2 separate regions of the Homo sapiens genome follow, and region 2 is linked to region 1. A link is an interaction called in ENCODE POLR2A ChIA-PET data of the cell type or tissue named here. Cell type or tissue: HCT116. All regions are shown on one strand. Links, peaks and the distances in the headings refer to the core of each region. The heading gives the core; the rest is flanking DNA.

What was found. Peaks named below come from ENCODE experiments on the same cell type or tissue, not always from the same donor. Only the 100,000 strongest peaks of a DNase experiment are listed, where the experiment ranks them.
Region 2: POLR2A ChIA-PET joins it to region 1 with 5 read pairs; 2 of 35 experiments call an interaction of 5 or more read pairs at or near these places.

What each region holds. Positions count from the first base shown.
Region 1 is chr3:149,604,792-149,607,718 of GRCh38, forward strand. All of the region lies in intron 2 of WWTR1 (WW domain containing transcription regulator 1), which reads right to left. Among named protein-coding and RNA genes, the nearest start is that of WWTR1-IT1, 46 kb to the right of the region's middle. RefSeq lists an enhancer at 1-521. In HCT116, for the core only: no CTCF peak of the experiment used is centred there; a DNase peak (open chromatin) is centred at 1,307; H3K27ac peaks cover 152 bases.
Region 2 is chr3:149,457,496-149,460,422 of GRCh38, forward strand. No RefSeq gene overlaps it. Among named protein-coding and RNA genes, the nearest start is that of TM4SF4, 16 kb to the right of the region's middle. In HCT116, for the core only: no CTCF peak of the experiment used is centred there; no DNase peak of the experiment used is centred there.

The DNA of each region.
Region 1 (2,927 bases), core at 248-2,747:
CAGGCCAGAAGGCAGGTGGGAGGACAGGTGCCAGGAAAAACCAGGCATAGAGAAAGGCCCACACAGAAGCTGAAGCCATACGTTCTGCATTCTTACCCATGGAGCAAAGGAGGGAAATGTCAATGGAAGGCTTGAGGTGCTGAGGTTCATGGTCACCTTATCCCTTGGATTTCAGGGTAGTGAGATTCATGGATAGGCTTCCAAGCCTGTGCACTGAAGGAGGGAAGGGTCACTAATTGAGAAAACAAGTAATTTAGACAGAAGGAGCAGCACTAAAGGTCCAGAGGCCGGAGACAGCACAATACACAGGAGAAACTGTAAGATCATCAATATGGTTGGAGAGTGGAGACCTGGTCACAGGGCCTCTCATAAGCTAAGGCATTTGAACTTTATCCTAAATGCCAAACGAGGAGCTTCAAAGCACATGCATAATTAAGACATCTGTCTTTTTAGAAAATCACTTTGGCCACAGCATGAGAGTGGATCAGAGGAGAGTAAGACCAGCTACCAGGTAGGAGACCAGTTAGAAGACTATTGCAGGAGCACAAGCAAAGGATGACCTTTCTAGTGTAGTGACCTACACTAGAAAACATAGACAAGGGAGCAGGTTATGGAGGAAATGTATGAGGCGGGACTGAGAGAACTTGGAGGACTGGATGTGATAGGTGAGGAAGAAATAATGGGTGAGGCAGTAATTTGAGCAATGTGGTTACTGAGTTCCATAACAACGGAGAAGGAGCAAGTTCGAGAGTGAGATAATGAATTTGCTTTGGACATGTTGCCTTTGAGGTGACTGTGGCGCATGCAAGTAGACGTGTTTAATGGGCAAAAGAATAGGGTATCCAGCACTCAAAAGAAAGATTTGTGCTAGAGATTTAGACTAGGGACTTATCACCATACAGTTGCTGAAACATTTTCTCTAGTTACTAAAATGTGGTCCCGAGTTACAGACTCCCTCAAGCCCCAGCCACCCCATGAAGCTGCTTTCTTACCACTAGTTAACATTCTGAAGTCCTCTCCTGAATCTAATATCCTGTCCAATACCACTGAGATACTGGAGAAACAAGAGAACACAGCTATAAAGACAAACAGGTACTGTCACAGGTGGCATACTGCTATGGTGTGAATGTCTGTGTCCCCACCAAATTCATATGTTGAAATATAACCTCCCAACATGGGGCCTTTGGAAGGTAGTTAGATCATGGGGGCAGAGCCCACATGGAATGGGATTAAGGCCCTCATGAAAGAGGCCAGAGAGAGCTTGTTTATCCCTTCTACCATATGATGACTCGGGTAGAAGGCATGATCTATGAGGAATAGGCCCTCATAAGACACCACATCTGCTGGTGTCTTGATCTTGTACTTCCTAGCTACCAGAACTGTGAGAAATAAATGTTTGTTGTTTCCTGAGCCACCTAGTTTATGGTATTTTTGTTATAGTAGCCTGGACAGACTGAGAAACATACTAATTATTTCATGCATATGTATTTTCCTGTCCCATTCCGCTTTAAGCGTTTCAGGTCAAAAATGTGTCTGCTATATGCCCTGGGTTTCTCTAAGGCAGTCTTGGTTTCAAACATTCTGGCCCTATGCATTCTTTTATCATTAAAATTTCTAAGAAATCCCAGCATTTCCTCAAATAGTAACTGACCAAATCTAGTCAGTAAACATTATAATATATAGGTCATGAAACACTGAGGTCTACAAAAGATACACAAAACTATGGGGTGAGGAAACATCAGTATTTCTCACTAAATTACACGAATAATAGCTTATATTGATATAGCTTCTTTTGTGAGGGGTGGGTAAAATACCACTTATAGGCTCATTCAAACCAAGTGCTGAGAATAGAGTGATGGGCAATACACACTCCGCCTTCATCCAGCTTCTTGTCAGATAATGACATAAACAATTACAGTTGCTCAGAAGAAGTAAGGATGCTAACAGGGGAAACTTCAGTCCACATAAAACTCAGGGAAAGCTTCCATAAAGAGAAGACCTTTCAAGTTGAGACTTACCAGGAATTAACTAGATGATAAAGGCAGAGAAGGAAGAGATTCCAAAGGGCGGCAAATGTGTGTGTGAAAGACCTGAAGTCAGATTTAACTTTATTCAAAAAGAACTGCGAGGCATCCACTCTGACTAGAAGCAGAGCAAAGCCGGGGTGGCCTGGAGGGGAGTGATACACAGTGAATGCTTTCGCTATTGTTGGACTATTGGTTACGGTTATAATACTACTATTACAATGGTATTTTTTTATTTGTAAAGCCCAAAAATGCCACCCTCATAAAAGCAGACAAAACTCATGATATCAAGGCAAAGCCATGACGCAGTTTTAACAGATATTACTATTTTCAGTTGCTTTTACTTTTTGAAATATTCATCTTTTTTAGTATTCATTGAATAAATGCATGTGAAATCTTTTTTTATGAGGAGAAATGTGTAACATAAATATAAATCCACTAATGCTGCTTAGAAGACTGATAACACGGGTTAACTTCAGTGACCTTTGAGAATTTGACATAGTTCTTTTCTTTTTTTGAGACAGAGTTTCACTCTGTTGCCCAGGTTGGAGTGCAGTAGCGTGATATTGGCTCACTGCAACCTCCACCTCCTGGATTCACGCCATTCTCCTGCCTCAGCCTCCTGAGTAGCTGGGACTACAGGCACACGCCGCAATGCCCGGGTAAATTTTTGTATTTTTAGTAGAGACAGGGTTTCACCATGTTAGCCAGGATGGTCTCGATCTCCTCACCTCGTGATCCGCCCGCCTCGGCCTCCCAAAGTGCTGGGATTACAGGTGTGAGCCACTGCACCCAGCCTTGACGTAGTGATTTTCTAAAGAACTTACTGAATTGATCTTCCCTAAAGTTTTAAATTGATTGAAGTACTTTCCAAATTAACTAATATAACTAAAACGATAGAAT
Region 2 (2,927 bases), core at 280-2,779, 150 kb before region 1:
GTGCACCTGTAATTCCAGGTACTCAGGAGGCTGAGACAGGAGAATCCCTTGAACCTGGGAGGTGGAGGCTCCGCTGAGCCAAGATCACGCCACTGCACTCCAGCCTGGGTGACAGAGGGAGACTTTGTCTCAAAAAAAAAAAAAAAAAAAAAAAAAGAAAGAAGGAAAAGAAAAAAGACATGACCGTGAAAGGATGATATTTGGAATGTATATTAAACCTAAGTCTTTCTTTGCTGACTCCCCATTTCTACCCTTATTACTGTCAACATTATTCTTTATGATCTAAATTTACCCTGACAGAGTAAATGATATTCTGAATGAAGTTTTTAAACTCACCATCAAAAGTAGACTTAAACTTGGTATTGAATATCAAGAGCAGAAGAGACCAAGAAGTTTATTTATCAATAACAGGTTAGAGATCAAAGAAGAACACAGTAGCAGGACCAAGTTGAATACTTCAGGATGGACAGCCTGGTGTGTGGGCAGGTGGGATTGTGGTAGGGTTGGTAATGTAAATTAACAAAGGAAGGGGGGTGTTGGTAATTGAGATTAATAAGGAAGGGGCATTATTACTCTGGAGGCTAGGGGAGCCATGCCAGGTGTATTAGTCCATTTTCACACTGCTATAAAGACATACCTGAGGCTGGGTAATTTTTAAAGGAAAGAAGTTTAATTGACTCACAGGTCCACATGACTGGGGAAGCCTCAGAAAACTTACAATCATGGTGGAAGGCAAAGGAGAAGCAAGTACCTTCTTCACAAGGCAGCAGGAAAGAGAGAAGAGAAAATGAAGGCGGAAGATCCCCTTATAAAACTGTCAGACCTTGTGAAAACTTGTTCACTGTCATGAGAATAACACGGGGGAAACTGCCCCCATGATCCAATCACTTCCCTTCCTCCACACATGGGGATTACAATTCGAGATGAGATTTGGATGGAGACACAAAGCCAAACCATATCACTGAGGAAACCTGACTAGACAGGACAACTCGTTGAGAGTGGAGTAGCATCAGGGTACTGCCCATCCCTGCTAGGGTGAGCACGGTGACAGACTGTGGACCCAATACCCTGGATTGCCCATTGCCAAATCACCTGAGGAGAGCAATTCAATTTTAACTAATCATTTTTGCAAGCTTAGTTGTTCTAGCTGCTGAAAAAAAAAGCACGAGTCTCTTTAAAAGGAATAAAATTCTGACACATGCTATAACATGGATAAACCTTGAAACATTATGATAAGTGAAATAAATCCATTACAAAAGGACAAATATTGTATGCTTCTATTTACATGAGGTACCTAGAATAGTCAAATTCACAGACAGAGAAAGTAAAATAGTGGTTACTAGGGACTGGGAGGAGGCTAGAATGGGGAGCTGGTGTTTAATGGGTATAGAATTTCAGCTTGGAAAGATTAAAAAGTTTTAGAGATGAGTACTGATGATAGTTGCACAAGGATGCCACTTAATGCCACTGAATTGTATACTTTAAAATGATTATAATGGTAAATTTTATGTAATATATATATTGCTACAATTTTTTAAAAGAGTGTGGGTCCAGGCTGGGTGCGGTGGCTCACGCCTGTAATCCCAGCAGTTTGGGAGTCCGAGGCGAGTGGATTACCTGAGGTCAGGAGTTTGAGACCAGCCTGGCCAACATGGGGAAACCCCATTTCTACTAAAAGTATAAAAATTGACATATGATATGATATGATATGATATGATATGACATATCATATCATAATTTGTAAATTAAATACAAAGTAGGAGGTAATAAGTGCCAGAAAAAAGAAAAATATATGCTGTTTGAGTTTAGAATCAAGAACCTGAAGTGTGTGTGTGTGTGTGTGTACAAAGGGAGAATTAATTTGAGAAAGTTCCAAGTAATTATATTTTAAATATATATACTGAACACTTACATTATATATAAAGCACATATCTATTGTGCATTTTGTACTTTTTGCTTACAAAATTATATTATGACCTAAATAAATGAAATAGTCTTCTCTTTGTCTGCATTCTTATTGAGATCCAAGTCAACATAGTTGCTTAAAGACAGTTCTCAAACTTTTGATGACAGTAAAATTATGACATATGAGTCAGGAAAGATTAAGGAATACAGTATAAAGTGACCCTGTGCAACACTGGCGTGGATGTGGGAAGGGCTGGAGTTCAAGACCCACATTTGCGTAGCCTTGGGCACTATCTCACCAGGCCCCCATTATCTTATCTACAATATAACTAGTTTGGGCTAGATAACTTTCTAGCTCTGTCAGTCTCTGATTCTAGGGAGTAAAATAGTCTTAGCTGTGTTATGAATCCATCTATCTCCTTCACCGTAGCAATCACCAGCTTCCTTGGCCAATTGTTGCTGTGTCTCCGCACCCACCCACACTAGTGTCGCAAATCCCCAGACATATCATTTCATCTGCTTTTCCTTACCAGAAGAAATGAAGAAAGAAAAAGTGTTTTAACTTGGTGCACCACAATGTCACATTTGCTCCTCTATAGAAATGTGAGGAGAAAGAGTTTTCGTTTAATGGTGTAATTGCAAATGGACAACAGTTTTAGAAAACAGGAGTAATTTTAAGAGGCATGATAACCAGCTTCATAGTAAAGAAACAGTAAAAAGTAAAAACATGATTTTTCTCAGAGTATTCTTCACATTTAAAAATAGTTCTCTGCGGCCTTTTGGCAGCTCAAAGTGAAGAAATTCTTATGAATGAGCTGGGGAATCAAAGAGAGAATGTGTGAGCCACAGGCAGAAAGCAAGTTCCATTCTAGCAGCAGTTGGCCACAATCTGCTTTTCTGCTTGGGCCTCAGCTTTTGGACAGCTGTGTGCCTGAGACTGCAAGGTCATTTCTGGCCTTGCCAATGTTGCTTTCAGCTCTTGAGCTTTGGGCTGATTTGTTACACAACAATCACTAACCAAC